Regions from separate parts of the Mus musculus genome. Here all the other regions are linked to region 2. A link is a loop called in an ENCODE intact Hi-C map of the cell type or tissue named here. Cell type or tissue: heart. All regions are shown on one strand. Region 1 holds the start of Gbp8 (guanylate-binding protein 8). Region 2 holds the start of Abcg3 (ATP binding cassette subfamily G member 3). Region 3 holds the start of Gbp9 (guanylate-binding protein 9). Region 4 holds the start of Gbp4 (guanylate binding protein 4).

Region 1 (8,000 bases), 69 kb after region 2:
GGAAGGGAAGAGCACAGGAGAGATTATTGGGGAGCAGCAATGAAGGGATTCAATTTAGCATGCGAGGGTGGCTTTGCTAAAAAGGAGTTCTGCTGTCCATTGTTATAATTGGGAATAAGAATTAAGAAAATGTGACAGACACAGTCAAACATTTGGCTGGTACACAGCATGCCACTCACCGTGATTCTGTCCTGCCAGACGGTTCATCAAATAGGACTTCCCTGTACGGTACAATCCAACAATAGCCACGACTACCACTGGCTGAGAAATCTTCTCCAGAATCTCTATGGCTTCATGGTTCACGGACAGATGTTCATTGTGGTTTTCCACAAGACAAATGGGAGCCATTTGTGGTTGGGTCATAGCAACCTGCCAACGTAGATGAATCTATAATAGGAGAAAGAGAGTAAAGTCATTCTCTGCCTCACTGACACCCAATGGCTCAGCAGCTAAGACCAGTTGGTGACCTTTGTAGGTTTCCTGTTGGCATTGTGTAGCTTCATCTGGCAGCATGTATCCTTGAATCTGCAGTCCAGATGGCCTCCTTCTCTTCATTATTCTTCAAAGTTCTAAAGAAGCATTTGTAACAAATGGGCTGCTCTCATCTATAAAGCTTTAATTCAGTATAATAAAATCTAAACCATAGTGATATTCATCAAGGTCAACCCAGCAAACAACCAGCAAAGTGGCAGACTAGTAGTCTCACAGGCCTTGGTATATCCATGAATAGATTTCTATATGGCTGAAAATATGTAGAAACTGTGAGCAATACCAATTAATTACACTGAGATGTACAGCTGAATAAAAGGTGGGAATTACATGTGTCCTTGTTAGACTTTTTAGTGCCTACCTGCACCCTACCTGACACAGGTCCTGTCTGCAGGAAGCAACACAGAGCTTAATTGCAACAGGCTAACCTGGGGCTAACCTGATCTCAGTTTTACCTAACTTGTGTTTCAAGTAAAGATTATTTCTTGAACATGAAAATAAAACCTCAACATGAGCAAATAAATAGAGAAAACAGACTTTGTAAGATTAAGAACCGTTGTGCACCAGAGCATTCTATAAAGAAAGTAAAAGGGCAACTCAAGAATGGGTGAAGACGACCTGTAAATCACATGTGTAATAAAGTTCCTTTACAACTCATCATAGACAAGTCAGTTCTAAACTGAGAAAATTGCTGAGGAGATGGATATATCTGCAGAAAAGGCCTGCAAACATCCAAGAGCACACAAGATAATATTCAATATTGCTAATCATCTGGCACAAGAGAACTATAGAAGTTAAGAAAAAATTATTTGAAAAAGATGCAGTGTACAAACAGGGAAGTACCATAGTGAATGGTTTAGTGTCTTTAGTTCCTAGGATAGAATGTCAATCAGGCTATATTAGGGAAACATTGGATGCAAAATAAACTTTTCTTTACATGATTTCTGCTTTGCCAGGCTGGAGAACCTGGTGTCAGAGTCTAGAGTCACATGATCGTGTGTGATTTGGCTTCTTATAACTCACTGAGGCTGAGGTTTGCTTTGGGCTAACATATATATCATTTGAAATTAATTGCTTAGTTTTGCTGATGTTTGCATCAGCACGGACTAGGTTATTTTAAGAGCTACATGATATTGTTCCTCAATAATTCTTCAGACCCTGTGACAAACATTGAGGAAGTCCCAATCAAACCACAAGGCATCACTTCATACTCATCAGGATAGCTACCACACAATGCAAAAATGAATACATGTCACCTGGAATTTAAACAACTCAGGTGTCTGTACTCTGCAGCTAAAAACACAGAATATTCCCTCAGGGAAAACAGTCATGGCTTCTGAGAAAATGAATAGTTTCATATGATCTAACAACTCTTATTTGATTACAACACAAACAAACTAGCAAACAAGGACTTGGATGGACCTTTGATCTGTGTTGTTCATCGCAGTTGTGTTTACAATACCCACAATGTGGAAACAGCCCAGTCTCCCATCAACAGATCACCAATAGATGCATACATTAACACAGTCTGATAGCACACACAATAGAATATTCTTCAGCCAGAGAAGGGAATACAATTAATTACTTTACCCAACTTCATAGACCTTCATAGACTTAAAGCCAGCCACAGACCCCTGCAGGCCAGACAACACATAACCTGCCTCCCCTGCCCTCAGTCCCAGATAAGCAAGAGGACATTATGCCAAGGGCAGAGAATGTGTACAATCCCCAGAAGTCACTTGATTCCACAAGACAGTCTCTCTGCAGCTTAGACCCATTAATGAGATAAGAAGAGCAGCCCAAACAAAATGCATAGAGCCCATGGGATCTCTATATCTCCCCCACCCCCTCCAAAAAAAGAAAACAAAACAAAACAAAAACTAAATATCAAGAGACAACTTTGCTATCTACTTACTAAACTTAATAAAAAGTACGTCAGGAAGAAACTAAGTTTATGTCCAAATAGATGTTTGCCAAGCCCTTTTGCTGAATTTTCTTCACAAGGTTCCTCCACAGAAAGACATTCATCTGGCTGTGAACCAGGGCAGGAGCTGTAGCTGTGGTCCCAGCTGAGGCAGGACCAGGGCTCTTCCCACAGCTTCACCAACAGAGCAGGGCAGCCAGGAGTGTCAGGCTGCCACTTTGTATCTGTCCTTTGTCAGAGGAAAGAAACTCACCTCCTAGACCTAAAGCCAGCCACAGCCCCCTGCAGACCAGAGAGCACAGAACCCGCCTCCCTTCCCCCTCCCTCAGTTGCCACTTTGACTTGGAAATCAAGCTGGGGTCCAGACTAAGTTGCTCCTTAAAGAAAGGAAAAGTAAATATACCTGGTCCCACAGCACAGGTCCAAGTGCAGTTCTCAGCTGCTGCTGCCTCCTCAGGCTCACTTCTGCTCTCCTCACTTCCTGCTCTCTTTGCTCCTCCTTTATGTGAGCTGACCACACACACACACACACACACACACACACACACACACACACACACACACACACACTCACACAGGCAGCAGCAAAAACAAAATTGAAAGTAAAGTAAACCAAGGCATTGTTAACTTGCCCAAGACTGGAAGGGGAGGTCAGAGGATGCTTAGTGTCAGAAAAAGCCAGTGAGAAACTGTGTTGCAGCCAAGGGACAGCAGGCCTCCACTGTGGAAAGAGTTTACATTCTCTTTCTTTGGAACCCATCTCCAGTTTCCTCCAGCCTTCTAGGCACAGATAAAGCACAGTAAACCCAGGGCCCCATCAGTGGAAATGACACAATCTGGGAGGATTGCAAGTGTGCTTCTCTCAGGGGAAATTCCAGGTGCTTCTTGAGCGAAGAGCTTTAATGTTTTAAACCTGTGTTTTCTAAAACAGGAACCATCACTGTTGCCATTTCTTCTGGACTCTGCCCCACAGTTACCTGGCAACAGCCAGGTGGACATGACTCACTATAAAAAGGGCTGCTTGTCCACTCTGCCCCCCCCCCCTCAATCTCTCTCCCTGAAATCTTCCTCTCTTCCTTTCTTACCCTCTTTCTTCTCCATTCCTCTCCCTGCTTCCTCCCTTCCTTTTTCTCTGTCTCTACTACCCTCTCAAATCCCCTCTTCATGTCTAAAATAAACTCTATTCTATACTATACAATTGTGTGGCTGGTACTTCAGGAGGACAGGATTCCTCAGCATGTGCCCTCTGAGACACCACCTACCACCTCAACATACCACGCCTCCACCACACATATCCCTGGCTTCTTTTTCTTTTTCAGAAAACACAACAGTTGATCTAAAAACTGATTTTAAAGAAGTAATTAAAGAATAGTAAGTAGGAGTTGTGTTCAGGGTAGAAGCTAAGAAAACTCACTTCTGAGATGGAAGCTTAAAAATGAAAGCTTTATTTTCTGAGCCCTTAGGAAGGCAGCCAGTTTGGGATCTGAACTTTGTCTCTGATGGGAGATTGAACACCATTTGTAAAGGATGAAACACAAAGCGGGGGGGGGGGGGGCAGGGAGCTGCAGAGCGATCCATTGTGATTTCACAGGAAGGATTAAACAAGGGAGTACCCCTCAGAGACTGGGCCATATCCAGGCACCTAGCTTCAGGGTCCTTAATTTACTCTCCTAGACATTTGGTGCAGAACTCAGAGTGATAAAGGGACAAAGGAGCAGGTCAGCAGCATGGAGGTAAACTGGTACCTTAATTCTACTTCAGTGAACTCTCCCCCTATTCATCTGTTGGGTCCACATGGCCACCCATTTGCAGGCCCAGGTAGAACACACACAGAGTCCACACCAGGACTGGGAAGAAGTTCATGTCAGCAGGTTCTTGGATTCCACTAAGGCCAGGGGAGTCTCTGGTCTGGAACAGAGCAGGGATGTGTCCAGTTCTTGTCAGTTGAGTGGCACTGCTGAGACAGGATTGAGGGGAGCAGCAGGAGCAGGGCTCTCTCTAACACTTGCTAAAGCCTTTTGTTCACTTCAGCACTCAACTGAATCTACAAAACATCAGGATAAACCTGTGTGTTCCTTTCCCTGTGTTTCTCTTCTGTATTATATTGAGAAAGAGAGAGACATGTGTTTGTGTGTGTGTGTGCACATATGTGTGTGTGGGTATTTGTGTTTGCACATGTGTGTGTGAGCCTGCGTAAGTGCACCTCTGCATATTTGCTGATGTCTGCAGTTGACATTGGGTGTCTTCCTCTATTGCTCTCTGATTTTTTGGTTTTTTTGAAATATCTTTTACAGAATCAGGACCTCACTGCTTTGCTATACTAGCTGACTAGTGAGCCTCAGGGCTTTGCTGTCTCTGACCTCACCCCAGCCTTGGGATTAAGAGCGCACATTGCCATGCCCAGCTTTTCACTGCAGATCCAAATTAACACCCTCATGCATGCATAACAAACAGTTCATGAATAAGGCATCTCCTTAGGCCCTGAATTTGAATTTTTTTTTTGGTTGAGAACTAGAATATTTTTATTTGTAAAATATTCTTAATGTATTGGGAAACAATTTATTCTATTCTGCCTTAAGGTTCTTTTTTTTTTCCTATGCTATTTTTTATTAGATATTTTCTTCATTTACATTTCAAATGCTATTCCCAAAGTCCCCTATACCTTCCCTCCATCCTGCCCTGCTCCTCAATCCACCCACTCCCGCTTCCTGGCCCTGGTATTCCCCTGTACTGTGGCATATGGTCTTCGCAATATCCCAAGAGCCTTTCCTCCCATTGATGGCTGACTAGGCCATCCTCTGCTACATATGCAACTAGAGACATAGTTCTGGGAGGTACTTTTTAGTTCATATTGTTGTTCCTTCTATAGGTTTGCAGACCCCTTTAGTTCCTTGGAGACTTTCTCTACCTCCTTCATCAGGGGCTCTGTGTTCCATCCAATAGATGACTGTGAGCATCCACTTCTGTATTTGCCAGGCATTGGCATAGCCTCACAAGAGAGATCTATAACAGGGTTCTGTCACCAAAACCTTTCTGGCATACACAATAGTGTCTGGGTTTCATGGTTGTATATGGGATGGATCCCTGGTTGGGGCAGTCTCTGGATGGTCCTCCCTTCCTTCTCTGCTCTGAACTTTGTCTCTGTAACTCCTTCCGTGGGTATTGTGTTCCCCATTCTAAGGAGGAACAAAGTATCCACACTTTGGTCTTCCTTCTTCTTGAGTTTCATGAGTTTTGCAAATTGTATCTTGGGTATTCTAAGTTTCTAGGCTAATATCCACTTATCAGTGAGTGCATATCCTGTGTGTTCTTTTGTGATAGGGTTACCTCACTCAGGATAATATCCTCCAGATCCATCCATTTGCCTAAGAATTTCATGAATTCATTGTTTTTAACAGCTGAGTAATACTCCACTGTGTAAATGTACCACATTTTCTGTATCCATTCCTCTGTTGAGGGAAATTTTTATGAGTCCATAAGGTGTCATAGATGTACAGGCAGCTTGCGCTGTCTAGTGAGCTGCTTTGGAGAGGGCTTGGCAAGGGTGCCAACAGTTATTCTCATACTGAGCTGTGTTTGTTTCTGATAAATTCTGGAAACTCCCTTCTCCTCCCAGCTCTCTCATACTCAGAGAACCTTAACCATGGGATCCAACAAGGCTTTCAGAACTACAAAGCAAACAGAAACCTCAAAAGAAGTTGAGTCTACACAGTTAAGGAGATTTCTATAAGGTTGTCAGATGGAAGGCTTGGATGTCCCTTCCAGACTTTCACAGAAATAGCTCATTGTTGCAGAAAGAGAATCTTTCACTTTTATTTTTTAATTGTTTCAGGCATAGTTTATTTTATCCCTTTTGTAATAAGGTGATATATTCTTTGGTTTGAAAGCAGATACTGATGTGTTTTATAAAGCCAAGGACATGTTTTATAGAGCAAGGTATGATATGGTGGGAAGGGGTACCTCAGCAGGCCCATGCTGAGGCATCCCTCCATGTTGTGATTATAAAAAGATGAAGATAAAAAAAACTCTGTTCTCTGGGGTATGGTGAGGTGTGGGGGAAGGGGATTTCTCAGGGAGCCCATGCTGAGACATCCCTTCCCCCAGAGGGACCAGCCACAGGACAGTATAGTAGAGTTGTTTCTGGTCATGGGAAGGTGGTTAAGAGGGTAGTAGAGACAGAGAAAAGCAGAGAGAAGGGGATAGTAGAGAAATAGAGGCTGGTCATGTCCATAGGGGGTGGGGGGAGAAGAGTCTAAGAGGGCAAGAAAGAAATAAGCAGGAAACAGGAGAAAGAGAGTAAGAGAGACAGAAGAGGGGGAAAACAGCTGGAAACTGGTAACTGTGGGGAAGACTATACCAAGAGGAAGGAGAGTGGGTCATGCTTTCTGGTTGTGGACCAAGACAGCAGGGAAGACCAACAGTGGAAGTCTATAAGCTCCAAATCGGGGAGGTATGTTTCTTCAGAGAGAGAGAAGGAGCATGCCTAGCACCTCACATCAGGACAGCAGGCTGGCGATTTGGACTGGTACCCAAGAAAAGAAAAATCAAGGGAAACAAGAGTTCCACGTTCCAACTAAGGGTCAGTTAGCAACTACACTAATAGAGCCCTGTGTATCTGTGGTTCAGCATAACATGTGTTTCAAATTACAACTTTTTGAGGGGTATTTTCCTGTCCAGGTGACTTGACAGGCTCCTTTGGATGAACTCTTAAGGACAGAAACAATATAGCATGTTTTTGTAACACTACACTCTTTGGAAACATTTACAATGTCATATCTGCTCCAAGGGTTAATTATATGACCCAAGGTCTAATTGTTTTAAGCAAAACTCATGTGACAGAGTAGATGACAATAATTTTAAAATAAATTAAAAAATATAATAATAATATAATATAATATATAATATAAAATAGCCATGCTTCACCAGGAAGAAATAACCTTCCCTACTCTGCCTCATCAAAAGTTTGTATCTACACAGTGTCTACCTCAACAAGTGCCTCCTCCACATCTGCTTCCTCATACCTGCCAACTCCACACCTGAAACTTCCACATCTGCCACTTCCACAAGTGTCCTCCACACCTGCTTCCTCCATCCCTGCCACTTCCACATCTGCCTCCCTTTCCTGAGATAATTTCATCATATGTAAGGTTAATCATGCTGCTTCTTCCCTCCCTGCCCTGGGGTTTGAAGTTCTTATGGCGGAAACTGTGATACTTTCCTCAGTTCTCATGGTATTTCAAATTCTAAACAGACATGTGGGAACAGGAGGCAATCACACCCTTTCTTAATATTAGAGATAGGAGGTCCAAAGCTGGTTATAGGAGAGTCCAATCTCAATGCCCTCAAACCTGCTTATGTCTGAGTAAAGTAACTTCTAACTGTACACTCAGTAAGTAAAAACTTTACACAGGTTTCTATTCATTGTATGCCAGGTGGTGTGGATACATGTGCGGTGCAGTTCAGAGCAGAACACAAGGCCTGTAGAAGTTACCTCTCTCTTCCCATCGTAAGTCCCCAAATGGCTCACATTATCAGGCTTGGCAAAACACAGAGTAATTTTTACCACAGAGGGAGAGCTTTTTGGCAG
Region 2 (8,000 bases):
GCATGTGTTTGTGTCTTAGTGCACATTGATGCAAGAGAACACACTAAGTTGGCGAGGCACATGTTAACACCCTAAGGAGTGACCACACTTCTAGTATTAGGGAAGAAAATAAAACAGATTATAGATACACAATCCACTAAAAGGTTTGCAGTCTAATAATTCTGGTCTTTAACTTTTCTGTCTGTTGAAACCTTTTCTGAACTATCTGAGGAAGAGTCGCAAGAAGTTGGTAAATATCTGTATATCGAATTAGAGATTGCCTGACAAATTTCATATCATGGGATAAAGAAAAAATTATAAACTGCCCAGCTCCCTTAAAGTAACGGTGTTAACAAATATCTCATGCACTTCTGGTATCTCTGCTACCAGTAAAACTTTTACCTGCCCAACACCAACTGTGTTTGCCTTCATACATTTGGCAATCAAAAGTTGTACACTGCTAACCCACCCAAACAGAGACCCTCTATGAACCAAGTTGCTTTGCATTTCACAGTTGCAAATGAAGCTGCAGTGGGTTTCCCAGCCCTCTCTTGCACTCTTCTGCATCCTGCTCACCCACACTCACCACTGTGAGATAATGCAGGGGCTCAGGTTGCTACTTGCACAGGAAGATTTGCAGCTCGGGTCTTTGGAAGGTGCAAGAGGCTCTGGCTTCTGCTCTGCAGAGCTCTTGGAGCCTCTGTGGTCGTGGTCAGGAGCAGGGAACCCGAAGAGAGCAGAGGAAGTAGCAGGCAGTGGGGCGGAAGGGAGGGTGGGGCGCGACATGGGGAAGATGCAATCAGGGGAGCCCTGGGGCTGGGGCCCCCTTTGGGACAGGTGCGGGGCCAAGCCATGGGGAAAGGGGCAGGGGCGAGTCCTGGTGCAGGGGCGGGAAGGGGGGAGTCTCTGTGGGGCGTGGTTGGAGTGGCGTCTTGGGGTGAGGGCTCACCTAGGGGTTCAGCCAGATCCGGAAACCTGGGCAAACTTTTTGCCCTAATTCAGGCTCACATTGGACTCTGAGAAGCCAGCATCCAGGAAAAGACAAAGCGAAAGTAACAGTTTCTGTGGTGTGTTTTGAATTTTTTTTGTTTTTTGTTTTTGAATTTTGTTTTGTTTTGTTTAACAAATGGGATAAAATAAACAGGAGATGAATATATGCTTATCACAGAACAGGACAAACAATGGGTCAGGACGACAAAGGATATGTTTTGTTAAGTGCCCATGCTTTTAATATAATTTGATTTATAGCTTCTTTTTATAACTGAAGAGACCAATTAAGAAATAATTCAGTGTTTACGATTGTAATCCCTATAATCGAGAGGCTGGGACAGGAGGTTGGGAGTTTGTGTGCCAGGCCTAAACATCGAACTCTATCTGAAAAAGAGCAAGAAGAGGGCACAGTGATTAAGTATGGACTGTTTACTTGGGTCAGACTGCTCTGTGTGTGTGTGTGCGTGTGCGTGTGCGTGTATAGCATTGGACGAACCTTAAGCCAATGTTGAAGTCATCCAAGTAAAATTTCAGTACTCAAGACGTTTTTAACATTCAAGCATGGATTAAGAAGGGACATTAAGTCGGCGCCCGACTCCCAGCCCCACCCTACCCCGCCCGGTTCTACAGTTTTAGCTTCTAGATGTGGCCACCTGTCCTGAAATGAAGGAGATGGTTGTACCTCAAACCTGACTAAAATCTCTCTTGTAAGTCTGTGTATGACTTCCACACCCGGTGCCTGCGGAGGCCAGAGAGATCTCTAGATCCCCGGGAACTAGAGTTACGAATGGCTGTGACCGCCCATGTCCCAGATCCTCAGGAAAGAACAGCAAGTGCTCTATACCATGGAGCCATCTCTCCAGCCATGGCTGAGAGCTTTGAGACTCAATTACAAGCCTACATTTTCTGGTTTGGTAGGAAGACAGTATCATTAAGTGAATCCTCTCGCTTTCTGGGAATAACTACTAAATGGAAGTTTGCCGGTTGTGACGGTGAGGTACTAAGGATCTGTGTGGTGTACGTGTGTGATGTAGGTGTGTACACATGCTGGAACATGTCTTTTCTGGTCTTGTCTATTTGGTGTTCTGTGTGCTTCTTGTGCCTTCTCTTAGTCTTAGGGAAGCTTTTGCCTATGATCCTGTTAGTCTGTTCTATTCCTCTGACTTGGGCTTCTTCTCCCTTACCTGGGCCTGTAATCGAAAGGCTCATTTTGTCTATGTTGTCCCACATTTCCTGGGTGTTCCTTTCCCGTGTTATTTTCTTCTCCATATTCCTTGATTATTTGCTCTAGATCTCTGCTTTAACTTTGAGTTCTGATTTTCTTTTTTCTTTCCTTTTTGTTTTTGTTTTTGCTTTTCGAGACAGGGTTTCTCTGTATAGCCCTGGCTGTCCTGGAACTCACTTTGTAGACCAGACTGGCCTCGAACTCAGAAATCCGCCTGCCTCTGCATCCTGAGTGCTGGGATTAAAGGCCTGTGCCACCATGCCCAGCTGAGTCGAGATTTTCCATGCGTCAAGGTTTCCTGTGGGTTCTAGCTGAGTTACTGGACTCTCCCTCTCCATCTCAGCTTGAGTCCTCCTCAGTGTTTCTGTCTCCTCATGGAGTTCCATCCTCAAGACCGGGCCTGTCTTCATCATTTCCTTCAGCCTGGTGTGTGTTCTCTCAGGCATCACTCGGGCACATAGACTCTTTCTCCTTGATTCACTGAGCTGTTTCTTTGCATCCTCTTTAAACCCCTTGAACTCTGATATAATTAAAGAAGTTCTTGTGGGGCTGGAGAGATGCCTCAGAGGTTAAGAACACTGGCTGTTCTTCCAGATGCCCCTGAGTTCAAGTCCCAGCAACCACGTGATGGCTCACACCATCTATAATGAGATCTGATTCCTTCTTCTGGCCTGCAGGTGTACATGCTGACAGGGCACTCACATTTATAAAATACATAAATAAATCCTTCTTAAATAAAAATTTTAAAGAAGTCCTATAAAAAATATTTCCCTGAAGTAGTAACTATCTCTAATGAGTGTGTTATAGTCTGTGGATTTTCCTTTAACAATATTTACAAAGTTAGGGGATATCAGAAAGAGTTTAACCAGAGTCTCTATGCTAAATTCCTGAAGTTTCCAAAGCTCTCACTGCAGGCATATGATCTCTGAGGTGAATCTTTATGAGGTCATTTGATGGTTTAAGTTTGAACCCTGGGAATAAAACCACAGCCCCCATCTCTCTTATCTCCTGTCACTAATTGTAAAACAAACAGCTCTCCCCACAGCGAGACATCCTACTACAGTGGGCCAGAGATCAGAGGTTGGGCTGCCATGTTTTTAGGACCAATTTGGAAATCTTGAGTCCTTAGAACTGATTTAGCTCGTAATAGAAGATATCCTTTCTGTTACAGCTTTCACTAGCGTCTTCCTGAAGAAACCTTTATCCCAAGCAGCACTTTCTTCACATCTCTCTCAGGAAAGCTTCCTCCCTCAGTGAACTGCTCTGAAAATTGTTTGCCACCTCTTGACAGCCCTGTCTTTACAGCATATCCTCATTCCCTTTGTTTAAAGGTTCATTCTCTCTTTTTATTTTTATGTATTTGGATGTTTGTCCACAGGAATGTAAGTGCACACTGTGTGTGTGCGCGCGCACCCACTGAACCCAGAAGAAGGTGTCAAATCCCCTAGAACTTAAGTTAGAGAAAGCTGTGAGCCACCATATTGGTACTGGGAATTAAATCCAGGTCCTCAGGAAGAGCAGCCAGTGGTCTTAATCACTGATCCATCTTCCAGACCAATCCAGGTATGTTTATATACAAACATTTGTCAAACTATAATTCTTATTAACTCACAGTAAGCTGAAATAGATGGATGTCAGAAACATACCTGACCTATGGTACATCTTCCTCATTTTTCCCCTTTTTTATTAAATTACTATTAAATACTCTATTTAATATACTATTAAATATTTATTATTAAATTATTATTAAATATTCTCATATGCGGGGAAGGGTTGTACACACCTTGAACCCCAGCAGTATAGAGGCAGATTCTTTCTTTATGGCCTTAAAGGTAAGTGATTTTCTATAAATTTCATGATTGTATATACCATCTCCCACGGTAAAAATTTTTAGGAATAAGAACCATTTTACTGGCTTTCATACTTGGTGAAAAATGTGTCCTTAGGACAGAAGCAAACCCATCACACAGAGAGTCCCTGGCTTGTGATGGTTGACTCAGCCATTTCTCAATTTCAAGATGATGTTATGGCCATGTATACTTTTTAGAAACTGTACTTTCACTTTTTAAAAGTGTGTTTTTGTTGTTGTTGTTGCTTGCTTGCTTGTTTGTATGTTTGAGCAGGATCTTCATGGACTAAAACCAGTGAGTTGCTCTGTAGTCCAGGTTGTTCTCAAACTCATGGTCCTTACGCCTTAATCCTTACTCTGTAGCTCCTACAAGCTTGTACCACCACACCAGGCTGCACTCTGAACTGTGAATTTTGATATTTGCTGTGTTGAGCGGCTGCAATAAGTTGTGGCTCCCAGTCAGTCACGTGATCAGAAAGACAATTGAGTGACACATTTCATTGTGCTGCAAGTTATTGCCTTCAGTTGTCTAGTGCTTAGGTATGTTAAATGCATTTGTAAACTGTCAATACTTTCAACTTACAGCGGATTTATAAGGGTCGGTGTAATATCCTTATAGGTAGACCTGTATAAAAAAAAATAATAATACATACAGGGGATAGAAGTGCATGATGTGAAGACAGGACTGGCAACTTCAACAAAGTGACAGGACTCAACATTAATTCACAAAGATTAGTAGCCTTCCCATACACAATGGCAAATGATCTGGGAAAGAAATCAGGGAAACTGTGCCATACTTCCCAAGACAGTCTCAAATAGCTGGCAAGCTTGTTTAAAGGAGGAACCTTCTCAGAGAAATGACTAAAGCAGAGCAGGAGAAGTCACCACTAGGAGGCAGTATGCTCCTCACTTACAGTAACTACTTTCACTTCTGCCCAATTTCCCAGAATTACAGTTTTTAAAATATTTCTCCCCAGGAATAACTTCTCAAACAGAAAATATCTGTTGTGTTTTTTTCTTTACCGTTGGAAACCTAGTAATCTAGAGGTGTAGCTCCCAAGTGATCTTGATTGAACATTTAGAATTAATTATGTTTTTATTAGTTGTCAAATAATTAGAGAAAGATGACACCTGAGATTTGTAAGAGGAATTATTGTCACTTGGGGAGGAGCAGGGATCTGTCTGCCGCAGCTTTAGACTTCTGCATGGAGGGGTAATCCTTGGGTTTTGCACAGCTCATCAAGGCACACATCCTCCAGTTCCTGTTGTAGCTGAGTAGAGTGGTCATATCCTTGCTGCTCAGCTCAATGCCAAAGACCTTAAAGTTCTCAGCAATATGCTCTGGAGTCACAGAATTGGGGATCACTACCAAGTTCTTCTGAATGGGGAACAGGATCACTATCTGGGCTGCAGTTTTATTGCACTTGGCTGCAATTGCCTTGATCCTGGATCCTCCAGGAGAGAAGGGTCTTCAGGCTTGGCCCAGGGCCTATCAGGAGAACCAAGGGGGACTGTATGTAGTCACCATGATGCCTTTGCAATGGCCGTACTCAATCGACTTCTCCTGAGTTAGGTATGAGTGGCACTTGATCTGGTTAACTGCAGGCTTATATTTTAAGCCAGGTTTGTTCAAGATCCTCTCAATCTGAAGAGGGTTGAAGTTGGAGATACCAATTGTTAGAGGCAGCCTTGCTCCTGCAGTTCCCCTCAATCCTGTCTCAGCAGTGCCACTCAACTGACAAGAACTGGACACATCCCTGCTTTGCTCCAGACCAGAGACTCCCCTAACCTTAGTGGAATCCAAGAACCTGCTGACATGAACTTCTTCCCAGTCCTGGTGTGGACTCTGTGTGCATTCTACCTGAGCCTGCAAATGGGTGGCCGTGCTGACCCAACAGATGAATAGGGGGAGAGTTCACTGAAGTAGAATTAAGGTACCAGTTTACCTCCATGCTGCTGACCTGCTCCTTTGTCCCTTTATCACTCTGAGTTCTGCACCAAATGTCTAGGAGAATAAATTAAGGACCCTGAAGCTAGGTGCCTGGACATGGCCCAGTCTCCAAGGGGCACTCCCTTGTTTAATCCTTCCTGTGAAAACACAATGGTTCACTCTGCAGCTCCCCCCGCCCTGCTTTGTGTTTCAACCTTTAGTTTGAGGCCAAGAAGAGCAAAAAGTCAGAGGCTGAGAGAGAAGCCAGATTGAATCACTCAGCTTGGAGAGGAGTTTGAGCCAGAACAGCTGAGTTGAGCAGCCAGTCAGAGCTCAGAAAGAACAGGAAAGGGTGAGCTTATTCAGCAGTAAGTCTTAGAGGCTGAAAACACTCTAGGCCTGGATTAGAATGTACCAAGTCCAGAAGTTCCAGGAGTAGGCCGAGGTTAGCAGGCAGAGGCAGCAAGCCTTGGAGACAACAACTATATCAGCAGAATAAAAGCTACTTTTACAAAGGACCTCAGGGCCATCCTCCTTCAAGCTTCTGCTCACCAGGAAAGACTGAAACTGCAGCAGCATTTCTACCCAAACAGCAGGATAGAATGTGGAGTGTTTGTGTGGATAAAGCAAGCACATTTAAAAGACAAATCTTGTGTGGTCCTCTTAATTGCCTGGCATTTTACAGCCCATGGACAATGCTCTCTGCACCTAAACTCTCTCTAGCTCTCTCCTCTCTCACTCTCTCTCATTTTCTCACTCCTGTGCTCTCAGTTTGGTATGCTCTCTTGCCCTCTGACTCTTGCTTGTTCTCTGGCTCTCTCTTTCAAGCTCTTGTGCTCTCTCTCTTCCCCTCCCCTTCCCCTCTTTCATTCTAGAACCCTCTCAAGCTTTCCCATTTTTAATTTTTTTTATTTTTTAAAGCAATTCCAAAGTTTATTAGCCATAGAAAAAACTGATTTCTCAAAGTCAATTCTTATTCTCTGTAGAATAATATACGTGAACAGAAAATCACTACACTTTTGGTCCAAGATATGTTGGGTTTTTTCCTTCTTCTTCTTCAGATGACAGATGGATGTAGCCCAATCTAAGATCACGTGTACTTGCCCCAAATGTTCAGCATAAATACAGAAGCGATGAACAGAAGACTCATCACCAGCACTGGGACAAGGCCCACTTTGAGCCCTGAGGAATCTTCCGTGTAGAATCGCCACATCCCCCCAGTCCCTGCAGAGGTGGTGCGGCCTGCGCTCCGGGTCCCACAGCTGGCATTTTTTCTCTGCCAGACAGTGGATCCTGCAGCCCTTGTGGCCACCGCTTTGCTGGGAGAGTGGCCAGAGGAACCCACGTTGGTGCCACTGGGCTTTGGACCCGGCATGCTGATGCCTAAGAACGGTGGGCACAGGAGGCAGGAAGAGGGTAGTCGGGAAGCTTTCCCGTTCTTGCTCTTTGTTCAGCTACCTTATTCTCTCTCTCTCTCTCTCTCTCTCTCTCTCTCTCTCTCTCTCTCACTCTCTCTGTCTCTCTCTATGTCCCCCTCTCTCTCTGCCCCAACCCCACCATGTTTATTTAGTCCTTAGATTTTCATTTGCTGTACCGTTCTCCCTATTGTGGACGACAAAACCTCAAATCCAGTTTTGCAAACAGATCCTCTCCCCAGGTGGAAAGGAATCCTGGCTGCCTTCCAACATGGCACAGATCTTTGTCAGGTCCTCTGTGTTAGTTTGCTGCTCAACCCTGCAAAGTTCTTTGGGATTTTGTCTTTATTTCTTTATCTCTATTTCATTGTTGTTCTTATTCTTTTCTGGTGGCATGGGTGGTGGGTAGAACCTTGTACCTGCTAGGTGAATTATGTCCCCAGCCTGAGATTCTCTTTTTCTTTTCTTTTTTTCTTACTTTTTTTGGTTTTCTCTTGAAGGTAGACACATTCAGGATGTCTAAAACTGTTTGTAGGTCAATAACAGGGGCATAAGGTACATGTGTTTAAAAGTTCTAGAATCACATCCCACCTGCTCTTTGGAGGCAGAGAA
Region 3 (8,000 bases), 120 kb after region 2:
GTAACACATGGGCTACTCTCATGTATAAAGTTTTAATTCAATGAAATAAAAGCCAAACAATAGCCACCTTCATCAAGGTAACTACATGCTCTATGATAAGCTCAGTAATGTTCACCTTTCATATGTGACCTAAAAAGCCTGAAAATACTTACTTGTTACAGATTATTCCAACCATGCTGCTAATGAGAAAAGCAAGTTTCCAAAACATAACAACCCAGCAAAATGGCAGACTGGTGGGCTCTAGGCTGTTGGTATCTCCATGAATAGATTTAAAATAGCTGAAAATATGTAGAAACTGTGAACAACTTCCATGAATTACACAAACACTGAGATGTGCAATTGAATAAAGGGTGGGAATTACATGAGTCCTTGTTTGACTTTTTACTGCCTACTTCCACCCTACCTGACACAGGTTCTTTCTGCAGAAAGCAACACAGAGATTAACTGCAACAGACTAACCTGGGGCGACCCTGATTTCAGTTTCACCTAACTTGTGTTTCAAGTAGGGATTATTTCTTGAACATAAAAACAAAATCTCAACATGAGCAAAGAAATAGAAACAATCAGACTTTGTAAGATTAAGGACTTTTGTGCACCAGAGCATTCTATAAAGACTGTAAAAAGGCAACCCAAGAATGGGTGAAGAGGACTTGTAAATCACATGTGTGATAAAGGGTTACTATCATAAACAAAGTAGCAATGCATTCCATCATAGACAACTCAGTTCTAAACTGAGAAAAGCCCTGGGTGAATATTTCTGCAGAGGTTTACAAATATCCATGAGCATACAGGATAGTGCTCAATATTGCAAATCACTTTGCACGAGAAAACTATAAAATTTTAAAATAAACTTATTTATAAAAGATGTAATGTACAAATTGGGAAGTACCAGAGTGAAAGGTGAAGTGTCTCTGTTCCCAGGACAGAATGGCAATCAGGCTTTATTAGGGAAACATGATGCAAAATGAAGAAACTTTTCATTACAGGATTTCTGATTTGCCAGGATGGTAGACCTGGTATAAGATTCTAGAGTCACAACCATCCAGTGGAAAAAAGACAGCATTTTCAACAAATGGTGCTGGCACAACTGGCGGTTATCATGTAGAAGAATGTGAATTGATCCATTCCTATCTCCTTGTACTAAGGTCAAATCTAAATGGATTAAGGAACTCCACATAAAACCAGAGACACTGAAACTTATAGAGGAGAAAGTAGGGAATAGCCTCGAAGATATGGGTACAGGGGGAAAATTTCTGAATAGAACAGCAATGGCTTGTGCTGTAAGATCAAGAATCGATAAATGGGACCTCATAAAGTTGCAAAGCTTCTGCAAGGCAAAAGACACCATCAATAAGACAAAAAGGCCACCAACAGATTGGGAAAGGATCTTTACCTATCCTAAATCAGATAGGGGACTAATATCCAATATATATAAAGAACTCAAGAAGGTGGACTCCAGAATATCCAATAACCCCATTAAAAATGGGGCTCAGAGCTGAACAAAGAATTCTCACCTGAGGAATACCGAATGGCAGAGAAGCACATGAAAAAATGTTCAAAATCCTTAATCATCAGAGAAATGCAAATCAAAACAACCCTGAGATTCCACCTCACACCAGTCAGAATGGCTAAGATCAAAAATTCAGGTGACAGCAGATGCTGGCGAGGATGTGGAGAAAGAGGAAAACTCCTCCATTGTTGGTGGGATTGCAAGCTTATACAACCACTCTGGAAGTCAGTCTGGCGGTTCCTCAGAAAATTGGACATAGTACTACCGGAGGATCCTGCAATACCTCTCCTGGGCATATATCCAGAAGATGTTCCAACCGGTAAGGAGGACACATGATCCACTATGTTTATAGCAGCCTTATTTATAATAGCCAGAAGCTGGAAAGAACCCAGATGCCCCTCAACATAGGAATGGATACAGAAAATGTGGTACATTTACACAATGGAGTACTACTCAGCTATTAAAAAGAATGAATTTATGAAATTCCTAGGCAAATGGATGGACCTGGGGGGCATCATCCTGAGTGAGGTAATCCAATCACAAAGGAACTCACACAATATGTACTCACTGATAAGTGGATATTAGCCCAGAAACTTAGGATACCCAAGATATAAGATACAATTTGCTAAACACATGAAACTCAAGAAGAACAAAGACCAAAGTGTAGACACTTTGCCCCTTCTTAGAATTGGGAACAAAACACCCATGGAAGGAGTTACAAAGACAAAGTTTGGAGCTGTGACGAAAGGATGGACCTTCTAGAGACTGCCATATCTGGGGATCCATCCCATAATCAGCTTCCAAACGCTGACACCATTGCATACACTAGCAAGATTTTGCTGAAAGGACCCTCATATAGCTGTCTCTTGTGAGACTATGTCGGGGCCTAGCAAACACAGAAGTGGATGCTCGCAGTAAGCTATTGGGTGGACCACAGGGCCCCCAATGGAGGAGCTAGAGAAAGTAGCCAAGAAGCTAAAGGGTTCTGCAATTCTATAGGTGGAACAACAATATGAACTAACCAGTACCCCCCTGGAGCTCCTGTCTCTAGTTGCATATGCATCAGAAAATGGCCTAGTCAGCCATCAGTGGAAAGAGAGGCCCATTAGTCGTGCAAACTTTATATGCCTCAGTACAGGGGAACGACAAGGCCAAGAAGTGGATGTGGGTGGGTGGGGGAGTGTGTGGGGGACTTTTGGGATAGCATTGGAAATGGAAATGTAAAAAATACCCAATTTAAGAAGAAAAAAAGATTCTAGAGTCACTTGATGATGTGTGATTTGGCTTCTTATAGCTCAGTGAGGCTGAGGCTTGCTTTGGGTTAACATATATATTTATTTGAAATTGTTTGCTTAGGTTTGCTGATGTTTGCAGGTTTAGCATAAATGAAGTTATTTTAAGAGCTACTTGGTTTTGTTGCTCAATAATTCTTCAGACCCAGTGTTCATTATAACGTGGCTTTGAAAAACAGTGAGGAAGTGCCAATCAAATCACAAAGCATCACTTCATACACACAAGGACAGCTACCACACAAGGCAAAAACAAATACATGTCACCTGGAATTTAAACAACTCAGGTGTCTGTACTCTGCAGCCTAGAACACAGAATATTACCTCACAGGAAACAGTCCTGACTTCTGAGATAATATATAGTTATGTTTGACCTAAAAGCTCTTCTTTGATTACAACATAAACAAACTAGAAAACAAGGACTTGGATGGACCTTTGAGCTGTATTGATCATAGCATCTGTATTTACAATACCCACAATGTGGACACAGCCCAGTCTCCCACCAACAGATCACCAACAGATGCATACATTAACACAGTCTGATAGCATGCACAATAGAATGTTATTCAGCAAAAAAAAAAAAAAAAAAAAAGGAATAAAATTCTACTGCACACTACTTTATAGACCTTCATATACTTAAGGCTATCCATGGACCCTGCAGACCAGACAACACAGTAACCTACCTCCCCTGCCCTGTCTTTAGTCCCACATGAGCATGAAGACATTATGCCAAGAAAAGAGAATGTGCAAAATCCTAAGACGTTAGATACAGGTGACATCACTTAATTCCAGAAACCAGGCTCTCTGCAGCTTAGTTCCATGTGAAATAAGACTAGCAGCCCAAACAAAATGCACATAGCACTACGTGATCTCTACATCTCATACAACATAAACATCAAGAGAGAACTGGACTATTTTCTTACACTTAATTCAAAGTCAGTGAGGTAGGAACTAAGTTATTTCGAGATAGAGGTTTGCCAAGCTCTTGTGCTGAATTTTCCTCACAGGGTTCCTCCACAGAAAGACTTCCCTCTGACTACAGCTGCCTGTGAACCAGGGCAGGAGCTGTAGCTGTGGTCCCAGCTGAGGCAGGACCAGGGCTCTTCCCACAGCTTCTCCAACAGAGCAGGGCAGCCAGCTGTGTCAGGCTACAACTTTGTATCTGTCCTTTGTCAGAGGAAAGAAACTGACCTCTTAGACCTAAAGCCAGCCACAGCCCCCTGCAGACCAGAGAGCTCATAATCTGCCTCCCTTCCCCCTCCCTCAGTTGCCCCTTTGACTTGGAAATCAAGCTGAGGTCCAGACTAAGTTGCTCCTTAAAGAAAGGAAAAGTAAATATACCTGGTCCCACAGCACAGGTCCAAGTGCAGTTCTCAGCTGCTGCTGCCTCCTCAGGCTCACTTCTGCTCTCCTCCCTCCTGCTCTCTTTGTTCCTCTTTTATGTGCGCTGACCACACACACACACACACACACACACACACACACACACACACACACACACACAGGATGCAGCAGAAACAAAACTGAAAGTAAAGTAAGCCAAGGCATTGTTAACTTGGCCAAGACTGGAAGGGGAGGTCAGAGGATGCTTAGTGTCAGAAAAGTCAGTGAGAAACTGTGTTGCAGCCAAGGGACAGCAGGCCTCCACTGTGGAAAGAGTTTACATTCTCTTTCTTTGGAACCCATCTCCAGTTTCCTCAGCCTTCTAGGCACAGATAAAGCACAGTAAACCCAGACCCCTATCAGTGGAAATGACACAATCTGGGAGGATTGCACGTGTGCTTCTCTCAGGGGAAATTCCAGGTGCTTTTTGAGTGAAGAGCTTTAATGTTTTAAACGTGTTTTCTAAAACAGGAACCATAACTGTTGCCATTTCTTTCTGGACTCTGTCCCACAGTTTCCTGACAACAGCGAGCTGGGCATGACTCACTATAAAAAGGGCTGCTTGTCCACTCTGCCCTCTCTCTCTCCCTCTCTCTCTCTCTCTCTCTCTTTCAATCTCTCTCCCTGAGATCTTCCTCTCTTCCTTTCTTACCCTCTTCTTTCTCAAGTCCTCTCCCTGCTTCCTGTCTCCCTCTCTCTGTTCCTCTTTCTCTGTCTCTACTACCCTTTCAAATCCCCTGTCCATGTCCAAAATAAACTCTATTCTATACTATACAATTGTGTGGCTGGTACCTCAGGAGGACAGGATGCCTCAGCATGCCCCCACCCCCCATACCACCTTCCACTTCACCATACCCCACCTCCACCACACATATCCCTGGCTTCTTTTTCTTTTTCAGAAAACACAACAGTTGTTCTGAAAACTGTTTTTAAAGAAGTAATTAAAGAATAGTAAGTAGGAGTTGTGTTCAGGGTAGCAGCTAAGAAAACTCACTTCAGAGGTGGAAGCTTAAAAATGAAGCTTTATTTTCTGAGCTCTTAGGAAGGCAGCCAGTTTGGGATCTGAACTTTGTCCCTGATGGGAGATTGAACACCATTTGTAAAGGATGAAACACAAAGCAGTGGGGAGAGCTGCAGAGTGTGATCCATTGTGTTTTCACAGGAAGGATTAAACAAGGGAGTACCCCTTGGAGACTGGGCCATATCCAGGCACCTAGCTTCAGGGTCCTTAATTTATTCTCCTAGACATTAGGTGCAGAACTCAGAGTGATAAAGGGACAAAGGAGCAGGTCAGCAGCATGGAGGTAAACTGGTACCTTAATTCTACTTCAGTGAACTCTCTCTCTATTCATCATGAATATTATCAAATACCTATTTCTGTATAGAAAGAAACAAAAGTACCAAATAATGTGCGACAATGAAATACTCAATGCACAGTACCACACCAGAATATGACTTAAAAAGGAGACTCACAAATCCTCTGACCTTGACTCCTGGTCCTAAGACTTATACTAGTGAAGATGTAAGAGCAGAAAACATTGAGTTACTGTAGAATGTTTGTACCATGATTGTTGTCAGGTAACTATGCCATAGAATATTTTTTTTAAATACTGGGTGGTCAAAGACAGAACATTTCCATCTGGAGAGTATAAATTTATACTCTGTGGACCTGTTGAAGCTTTCAGCTCTGGCGTTGCCTCCTGAGGATGAGCGAAAGGGAGTTACACTAAGCAGTGGTACAGTGTTTTAGGCCTCGTTTTCATCATTCCTACCCAAGTAAGTACTGCCTCTACCAGTGTGATGGTTTGTATGTGCCAGGCCCAGGGAGTGGTACTGTTAGGAGGTGTGGCCTTGTTGGAGTAGGTGTGGCTTTGTGGGTGTGGCTTTTGGAATGGATGTGCCTTGAAGACCCTCAATCTATCTGTCTGGAAGTCAGTATTCTGCTAACAGGCTTCAGATAAAGATGTAGAATTCTCAGCTCCTCCTTCACCACGCCTACCTGAATGCTGTAATGCTCCCACTTTGATAATGGACTGTAACTCTGAACCTGTAAGCCAGCCTCAAATATATGTTGTCCTTTATAAGACTTGTCTTGGCCATGGTGTCTGTTCACAGCACTAAAACCCTAAGACAGCCTGCAAGTATTGATGGTCAATGAGATACTGAAAGATCCCCAAGGGCAAATGTGATCCAAAAGCACCCACAGACGTGATGGTTTCAATATGAAAGGGTTTTCCAGAGTCTGCTATGGACTTTTGTTTTGTTTGGGCAGAACAAATATCAACATAGAAGTTGGCCTCTTGAGCAAATGCCTCTTGACAACACTTCCAGTTTCTGTCTAAGCTGGATTTGCATGCTCTCCCATTTCAGTTACATTCATATTTTCACACAGAAAGTCATCAGAATACACTAACTATAAATTGGGAAATCTGGAGTAACTATGCGAAATTGAATGCAAATTAATCCATTCAAGACCTTAGAAGCATATAAGTAAGACATAGCTCTATTGTAGCTCTATCTATGATACTGAAAGTGACTTTGTACACACTGAGCATTGTTTGACATGGGTAGAATTAGCTGCCATTGGAGTTTGGCTCCACCTTGGGAAGTATTCAGCTGATACTTTGGTACAATTATTATGAAGAAACTCAGTGGTTGAAATATAATTGAAGTCCTATGGTATTTCTAATGACTTGAGAACTCGTCCATTGTCGTTGCTAATAAATTACTGATTTATCCTGAAGACTAGAATACTGTATTCAAAACTTCAGTCCAAGGGGGAGGCCAACATAGCTGCTAAAGCCCAACAATTAAGAGAGAAAATTATAATCTGGTTAGGTTAACCTTTGATCACTGAAGCATGCTGTCAAAAAAGTCACATAGTTTGGGACTTAGCAAATTTCCCCTCAGATTTTTGCAAAGAATGACTAGGAGAATTTTCCATACTTATCAACAGGATGTCTTCCTCTGAAGGGATGTAAAGACACGTCTGTGTGCATGTGCACATGAACATGTGATCTAGTGAATCTATTTGGTATTATGGTATGCATATGTATCTAGGGAGACCACTAATGTTGAGATAATCTGTGGGGAGCCGCCCTCACATTCGCCGTTACAAGATGGCGCTGACATCCTGTGTTCTAAGTGGTAAACAAATAATCTGCGCATGTGCCAAGTGTAGTTCTCCACTCCATGTGCTCTGCCTTCCCCGTGACGACAACTTGGCCAATGGGCTGCAGCCAATCAGGGAGCGACACGTCCTAGGCAGAGGATAATTCTCCTAAAAAGGGACGGGTTTCGCCATTCTCTCTCTTGCTCCTGAAGATGTAAGCAATAAAGCTTTTGCCACAGAAGATTCCGGTTTGTTGCGTCTTTCCTGGCCGGTCGCGAACGCGCGTAAGAATAATCTAAGAGGGGGCTTCTATTTGGAGAACACTGATTCTTACTCTCCGCAGCATTGACTGCCTATAGATCGTCATCTAGGTGGAGGCCTTGTGAAACTCCTCTAATGTAGCAGCCTCTGAGTGTTTCCTCTCATCGTGCTATGTACACTGCCAGGAACCAAAGCAGTCGGTAGTCTGCAGAGAGCTTGCTAAAACCTTACTGAGAGCGGGGAGGCAGCCTGAGCTCCTCAAACCAATCACAGAGCATCATTTGTACAGTAGCAGCAGCCAAATCAAAACACATAAAAGCCCAGGCTGTGCAAAATCCTGCACTACAGAAGGAGGCAGCAGGCAGCAAACTGCAAGAACCACAGCAGCAAATTGAAGTGCTAGAAACCTTGGACAAGCATCTGCAGTGGGCTTAGGCTGGGACAG
Region 4 (8,000 bases), 150 kb after region 2:
CATAGATTATAGTTAGATAACAAGGGCACAGAAGGGCCAGCCTGAGCCTCATCCTACCTTTTCCACATCGCCCAGGCCCTCGGTGTCCAGGAGGACCAGTGCTCTGGCTTGGTGGGGTGGGGCATGCACCACATCCAGATGCCCTTGGTCTGAGACTGCACGGTGGAGCCCAGAGGGAAACCTGAAGGGAAGAGAGGAGAAAGAAAGTCAGGATGTGAGTGTCCTGTACAGGTGGCCTTGTGTGCTAAAACCTCGGTGCCAAGCTGCCAGCATTATTGGGAGGGATTCTGAAGGTTTTAGGACTTCAAGCCCAGTGAAGGATGCAGGTAACTAGAGAAGGGATTTTGAAGGTTATAACTCAGTTTCTGCCCGCCACTTCTGTTAAGCGAGACCCACGATCTTCTGTTAAGCGAGACCCACGATCAATGAACCAAGAACTATGGAGTAAAATCTAAGTCAGGATAAGTGCCTCCTCATTAAGGTTACTTCTTGAGTGTTGTGGTCACAGCCTTGAAAAAGTACAAAGAGGGAGCTATGCCTGTGAAGATTGGATGTAAGTAGCAGAATGGAGGGAGTGTTGTGAGTACCTCAGCACATGAAATGGTGCCCTGTCTCCCCTCAAGAAGCTCTTCCTTTATAATTCCTTCATTTCAAGTCATAAGGAACATATAATAGGAGAACAAAGCCACACAAGGTCTCCAGATGGAAACAAATAGGCACCCACAAGGCAGAAAACATAGAGTGCTCTGGCAAATGCACAGTGTTTGGTGCATCCATGGCTGTACACACATGCAATCCTTATACGTAGAAGACACACACGAGAGGGTTGCCAGTATTTTGAGAGTCACTAGGATCCAATGGCTAGAGCCAAGCCGAACAACAAGACGAAAGAAAGAAAGAAAGAAAGAAAGAAAGAAAGAAAGAAAGAAAGAAAGAAAGAAAGAAAGGAGGGAGGTAGGGAGGGGAAACAACAACAACAACAAAACAAAACAAAAAAAAAAAAACTGAAGCAAACAAAGAGACAACAACAACATAAAAAAGGCAAAGGTATTTTTGCAAATGGTGGGGAAAGGGCATGGGCTCCAAAAGAGAGATACGAAAAAAAAAAAAGAAAAAGAAAAATGAAATAGGATAGTTTTTGCATTGAGAATGATTAAAGACAGAAGTATGAGGCTATAAAAGGATACAAAGTCCCTTTTAGAGTTCTTTTTAAGACTTATTTATTTCTAAATAAATGATTCTTAAGATTTACTTATTTCATTTTATGATTATGAGAATTTTGCCTACATGTATAAAAGTAGGCACTGCACATGCCAAGTGCCCACTGAAGCCAAAAAAAAAAAAAAAAAAAAGAGCATCGGTTCCTCTGAGGTTCAAGTTATTAAAAATATGAGTCACCATGTGTGTGCAAGAACCCAAACCTTGTCTGCATGAGCAACAATTTTTCTTAGCCACTGGATCAACTCTGCATCTCTACCTATCAGAGATTTTTAAAGTCTTAAGTATTCAAAGACTTTCTATCCTGATGGATCTTATTTAGAAAGGAGAACCTGCTGTAGGAGCCAGGGGACTGAGTCCCAGGATCCCATGTTCAGGGCATCAGAAAAGGCCCCATCTTGAGCATTCCTAGGGGAGATTTTCTTTAACAGAATGGAAGGGAAGAGCACAGAAGAGCTTATTGTGTAGTTTAATTAAGGGATGAAAATTAGCATGAGAGGGTGGCTTTGCTTAAAGGAGTTCTGCTGTCCATTGTTATAATTGGGAATAAGAATTAAGGAAATGTGACAGAGCCAGTCAAACCTTTGGCTGGTAGGCAGCGTGCCACTCACGTGATTCTGTCCCGCCAAACAGTTCATCAAATAGGACTTCCCTGTATGGGACCATCCAACAATAGCCACTACTACCACTGGCTGAGAAATCTTGTCCAGAATCTCTATGGCTTCCTGGTTCACTGACAGCTGTTCATTGTGGTTTTCCACAAGACAAATGGGAGCCATTTGTGGTTGGGTCATAGCAACCTGCCAACATAGATGAATCTATAATAGGAGAAAGAGAGTAAAGTCATTCTCTGCCTCACTGACACCCAATGGCTCAGCAGCTAAGACCTCTTGGTAGGTAGCTTTGTAGGTTTGCTCTTGGCAGTGCCTAGCCTCATCTGGCTGTGTGTATTCTCACATCTGTAGTACAGAGCCCCTCCTTCTCTTCATTATTCTTCAAAGTTCTAAAGAAGCTTTGATAACACATGGGCTGCTCTCATCTATAAAGTTTTAGTTCAGTGTAATAAAATCCAAACCATACTGATCTCCATCAAGGTCAACCCAGCAAACAACCAGCAAAATGGCAGACTACTAGCCTCTCAGCCCTTGGTATAGCCATGAATAGATTTCTATATGGCTGAAAATATGTAGAAACTGTGAACAATACCACTTAATTACACTGAGATGTGCAGCTGAATAAAAGGTGGGAATTACATGTGTCCTTGTTAGACTTTTTACTGCCTACCTCCACCCTACCTGACACAGGTCCTGTCTGCAGGAAGCAACACAGAGCTTAATTGCAACAGGCCAACCTGGGGCTACCCTGATCTCAGTTTTACCTAACTTGTGTTTCAAGTACGGATTATTTCTTGAACATGAAAACAAAATCTCAACCCGAGCAAATAAATAGAAAAAAAAACAGACTTTCTAAAATTAAGGACTTTTCTGCACCAAAGGATTCTATAAACAGTGTAAAAAGGCAACCCAAAAGTGGGTGAAGACTACTTGTAAATCACATGTTTGATAAAGGGTTACTATCTTCAACAAAATAGCAATACAACTCATCACAGATAACTCATTTCTAAACAGAGAAAATCACTGGGTGCTTATTTCTGCAGAGAAGGCTTACAAACATCCATGAGCACACAAGATCATATTCATTATTGCTAATCACTTTGTACAAAAAAATTTAAATTAAAAAAATTATCTGAAAAAGATAGAATGTACAAACTGTGAAGTACCAGAGTGAATGCTGAAGTGTCTCTGTTCCCATTACAGAATGTATTAGGGAAACATTGGTTGCAAAATGAAGAAACTTTTCATTATATGATTTCTGTTTTGCCATGCTGAGGGACCAGGTGTAAGAGTCTATAGTCACATGATCATGTGTGATTTGGCTTCTTAGAGCTTACTGAGGCTAAGGCTTGCTTTGGGCTAACATATATATTATTTGAAATTACCTGCTTAGTTTTGCTGATCTTTGCAGTTTAAGCACAAACTAGGTTATTTTAAGAGCTACATGGTATTGTTCCTCAATAATTCTTCAGTCCCTGTGACAAACATTGAGGAAGTCCAAATCAAACCACAAGGCATCACTTCATACTCATCAGGACAGCTACCACACAATGGGAAAACAAATCCATGTAACCCAGAATTTAAACAACTCCGGTGTCTGTACTCTGCAGCTAAGAACACAGAATATTTCCTCATGAGAAACAATCCTGGTTTCTAAGACAATGGAAAGTTACATTTGATCTAACAGCTCTTCTTTGATTTCAGCACAAACTAGCAAAAAGGACTTGGATGGACCTTTGATCTTTAATGATCATGGTAGCTGTGTTCACAATACCCACAATGTGGATTAAGCCCAGTTTCCCACCACAATGTGATGGCACACCAAATTGTATATTATTCAGCCAGAGAAGAGAATAAAATTAACTACTGTACACTACCTTGTAGACCTTCATAGACTTAAAGCCAGCCACAGACCTCTGCAGGTCAGACAACACATAACTTGCCTCCCCTCCTCTGCACTCCAGTCCCAGATGAGCCTGAGGACATTATGCCAAGGACAGAGAATGTGTCAATCCCCAGAAGTCACAGATTCCACAACACTGTCTCTCTGCAGCTTAATCCCTTTAATGAGATAAGAAGAGCAGCCCAAACAAAATGCAGAGAGCCCATGTGATCTCTACATCACACACACACACACACACACACACAGACACACAGACACACACACACACACACACACACACACAAACCCTAAACACCAAGACAGAGCTTGACTACTTACTAAACTTAAAAAGATGATGAGGTACAAACTAAGTTTATTTCCAAAAAATATTTGCCAAGGTCAAGTGCTGAATTTTCCGCACAAGGTTCCTACATGTTCCTTTGACAACAGTTGCCTGTGAACCAGGGCAGGAGCTGTTGCTGTGGTCCCAGCTGAGGAAGGACCAGAGCTCTTCCCATAGTGTGTCTAACAGAGCAGGGCAGCCAGCTGTGTCAGGCTACAACTTTGTATCTGTCCTTTGTCAGAGGAAAGAAACTCACCTCCTAGACCTAAAGCCAGCCACAGCCCCCTGCAGACCAGAGAGCACAGAACCTGCCTCCCTTCCCCCTCCCTCAGTTGCCCCTTTGACTTGGAAATCAAGCTGAGGTCCAGACTAAGTTGCTCCTTAAAGAAAGGAAAAGTAAATATTAAATATACCTGGTCCCACAGCACAGGTCCAAGTGCAGTTCTCAGCTGCTGCTGCCTCCTCAGGCTCACTTCTGCTCTCCTCACTTCCTGCTCTCTTTGCTCCTCTTTTATGTGCGCTGACCACACACACACACACACACATACACACACACACACACACACACTCACACAGGATGCAGCAAAAACAAAACTGAAAGTAAAGTAAACCAAGGCATTGTTAACTTGGCCAAGACTGGAAGGGGAGGTCAGAGGATGCTTAGTGTCAGAAAAGTCAGTGAGATACTCTGTTGCAGCCAAGGGACAGCAGGCTTCCACTGTGGAAAGTATTTACATTCTCTTTCTTTGGAACCCATCTCCAGTTTCCTCCAGCCTTCTAGGCACAGATAAAGCACAGTAAACCCAGGCCCCCATCAGTGTAAATGACACAATCTGGGAGGATTGCACGTGTGCTTCTCTCAGGGGAAATTCCAGGTGCTTTTTGAGTGAAGAGCTTTAATGTTTTAAACCTGTGTTTTCTAAAACAGGAACCATCACTGTCCCCTCTCCCTCCCTCCCTCCCTCTCTCTCTCTCTCTCTCTCTCTCTCTCTCTCTCTCTATCTATCTATCTCTATCTCTCTTGCTCAGATAGTCCTCTCTTCCTTTCTTACCCTCTTTCCTTCTCCAGTCCTCTCCCTGCTTCCTCCTCCCTCTCTCTGTTCCCCTTTCTTTGTCTCTACTACCCTCTCAAATTCCACTCTCCATGTCTTAAATAAACTCTATTCTATACTATACAATTGTGTGGCTGGTACTTCAGGAGGAAAGGATGCCTCAGCAGGAGCCCTCAGAGACACCACCTTCCACCTCACCATACCCCGCCTCCACCACACATATCCCTGGCTTCTTTTTTCTTTTTCAGAAAACACAACAGTCCATCTAAAAACTGTTTTCAAAGAAGTAATTAAAGAATAGTAAGTAGGAGTTGTGTTCAGGGTAGAAGCTAAGAAAACTCACTTCTGAGATGGAAGCTTAAAAATGAAAGCTTTATTTTCTGAGCCCTTAGGAAGGCAGCCAGTTTGGGATCTGAACTTTGTCTCTGATGGGAGATTGAATACTATTTGTAAAGGATGAAACACAAAGCGAGGGTGTTGGGTGGGGCTGCAGAGTGATCTATTGTGTTTTCACAGGAAGGATTAAAGAAGGAAGTACCCATTGGAGACTGGGCCATATCCAGGCACCTAGCTTCAGGGTCCTTAATTTACTCTCCTAGACATTTGGTGCAGAACTCAGAGTGATAAAGGGACAAAGGAGCAGGACAGCAGCATGGAGGTAAACTGGTACCTTAATTCTACTTCAGTGAACTCTCCCCCTATTCATCTGTTAGCTCTGCATGGCCACCTATTTGCAGGCCCAGGTAGAACTCACACAAGAGTCCACACCAGGACTGGGAAGAAGTTCATGTCAGCAGGTTCTTGGATGCCACTAAGGCCAGGGGAGTCTCTGGTCTGGAGCTCTTGTCAGTTGAGTGGCACTTCTGAGACAGGATTGAGGGGAGCAGCAGGAGCAGGGCTGCCTCTAACACTTGCTTAAGCCTTTTGTTCACTTCAGCACTCAAGTGAATCTACAAAACATCAGGATAAATCTCTATGATCCTTTGCCTGTGTTTCTCTTCTATATTATATCGAGAAAGAGAAAAAGAGAGAGAGAGGTGTGTGTGTGTGTGAGTGAGCACAGGTGTGCAAATGCACGTATTTGCTGAGGTCTTGAAAAAGTGCCTCTTACTGCTTTGCTATTCTAGCTGACAAGTGAGCCTCAGGGCCTTGCTGTCTCTGACCCCACCCCAGCCTTGGGATGACAGGCACACACTGCCATGCCCAGCTTTTCACTGAAGATCCAAATTGACTTCCCCATGCTTGCATAACAAACAGTTCACTGAATAAGGCATCTCCTTAGGTCTCCAGATATCCTCTAGATCCATCCATTTGCCCAAGAATTTCATGAATTCATTGTTTTTAATTGTTGAGTAGTACTCCATTGTGTAATGTACCACATTTTCTGTATCCATTCCTCTGTTGAGGGAAATTTTTATGAGTCCACAAGGTGTCATAGATGCACAGGCAGCTTGCACTCTCTAGTGAGCTGCTTTGGAGAGGGCTTGTCAAGGGTGCCAACAGTTATGCTCATACTGAGCTGTGTTTGTTTCTGATAAATTCTGGAAATTCCCTTCTTCAGGCTCTCTCATTTTCAGAGAACCTTAGCCATAGGAGCCAACAGGGCTTTCTAAACTACAAAGCAAACAGAAACTACAAAATAAGTTGAGCCTACATAGTTAAGGAGATTTCTACAAGTTTGTCAGATGGAAGGCTTGTATATCCCTTCCAGACTTTCACAGAAGTAGCCCATAGTTGCAGAAAGAAAATCTTTGACTTTGCTTTTTAATTGTTTTAGACATAGTTTAATTTATCTCTTTTGAAATAGGGTGATATATTCTTTGGTTTGAAAGCAGATACTGATGTGTTTTATAAAGCCAAGGATATGTTTTATAGAGCGAGTTATGATGTGGTGGGAGGGAGTGCCTCAGCAGGCCCATGCTGTGTGATTATAAAAAGACCATGTTGTGATTATAAAAAGATGAAGATAAGAGAACTCTGTTCTCTGGGTTGTGGTGCAGTGTGAGGGAAGGGGATTTCTCAGGGTGCCCATGCTGAGACATCCCTTCCCCCAGAGGGACCAGCCACAGGATAGTATAGTAGAGTTGATTCTGGTCATGAGAAGGTGGTTAAAAGGGTAGTAGAGGCAGAGAAATGAAGAGAAGGGAAGAGTAGAGAAGTAGAGGCTGGTTATGACCACGTGGAGAGAAGGGAAAGGGAGAAGAGTCCAAGAGGGCAAGAGAGAAGCAAGCAGAAAACAGGAGTAAGAGTAAGAGAGAGAGAGGAGGGGCAAGCAGCCCCTCTTATAGTGGGCCAGGGCTATGGGCTGTTTCCAGGTAACTGTGGAAAAGACTATACCAAAAGGAAGGAGAGTGGGTCATGCTTTCTGGTTGTGGACCAAGAAAGCAGGGAAGACCAACAGTGGAAGTCTATAAGCTCCAAATCGGGGAGGTATGTTTCTTCAGAGAGAGAGAATGAGCATGCCTAGTGCCTCACATTAGGACAGCAGGCTGGCGATTTGGACTGGTGACCAAGAAAAGAAAAATCAAGGGAAACAGAGTTCCACGTTCCAACTAAGGGTCAGTTAGCAACCTAGATCCTCACTGAGGCACTAAACACTTTTTCCTCTCCTCCTTTTTCTCCTCCTCCCTCTCATCCTTCTCCACCCCAGCCCTCCTCCAGGACCTCTTCCCTTCTCCTCCTCACCCTCCTCCCCTCCTCCTCCTCTTTCTCCTTCTTCTTCTTCTTCTTGGTTTTTTTTCTCTCTCTCCCCCTTGTATATGCCTTTGTCTCTCTGTATGTCTTTTTCTCTTTCTGTCTCTCTGCCTCTCTTTTTGTGTCTCTATCTCTCTGTGTTTTTTCCTTGTGTCTCTCTGTCTCCCTCTGTGTCTCTGTGTGCTATCTCTCCCTTC

Evidence for each region. A loop is a pair of places that touch in the nucleus more often than their neighbours do. Peaks named below come from ENCODE experiments on the same cell type or tissue, not always from the same donor. Only the 100,000 strongest peaks of a DNase experiment are listed, where the experiment ranks them.
Region 1: a loop joins it to region 2, with 2.0 times the contacts of the local background. A loop is called at or near these places in 2 of 42 quality-filtered maps.
Region 3: it touches region 2 in a loop (2.4-fold over the local background); 2 of 42 quality-filtered maps call a loop at or near these places.
Region 4: a loop joins it to region 2, with 2.6 times the contacts of the local background. A loop is called at or near these places in 11 of 42 quality-filtered maps.

What each region holds. Positions count from the first base shown.
Region 1 is chr5:105,050,685-105,058,684 of GRCm38, forward strand. It overlaps Gbp8 (guanylate-binding protein 8), which reads right to left and starts at 2,877. Exons shown (of 10, transcript NM_029509.4): 1 at 2,817-2,877; 2 at 180-387. The coding sequence starts at 363. In heart, no CTCF peak of the experiment used is centred here; no DNase peak of the experiment used is centred here.
Region 2 is chr5:104,981,984-104,989,983 of GRCm38, forward strand. Abcg3 (ATP binding cassette subfamily G member 3) reads right to left here and starts at 734. Exons shown (of 16, transcript NM_030239.2): 1 at 566-734. It also overlaps the pseudogene Gm5870. In heart, a CTCF peak has its summit at 4,929 (motif pointing right); a DNase peak (open chromatin) is centred at 6,238; H3K4me3 peaks cover 608 bases; H3K27ac peaks cover 450 bases.
Region 3 is chr5:105,106,065-105,114,064 of GRCm38, forward strand. It overlaps Gbp9 (guanylate-binding protein 9), which reads right to left and starts at 4,228. Exons shown (of 11, transcript NM_172777.4): 1 at 4,141-4,228. In heart, no CTCF peak of the experiment used is centred here; a DNase peak (open chromatin) is centred at 4,317; H3K27ac peaks cover 692 bases.
Region 4 is chr5:105,135,010-105,143,009 of GRCm38, forward strand. It overlaps Gbp4 (guanylate binding protein 4), which reads right to left and starts at 4,577. Exons shown (of 12, transcript NM_001359079.1): 1 at 4,471-4,577; 2 at 3,710-3,808; 3 at 1,801-2,036; 4 at 58-181. The coding sequence starts at 3,724. In heart, no CTCF peak of the experiment used is centred here; a DNase peak (open chromatin) is centred at 4,632; H3K27ac peaks cover 514 bases.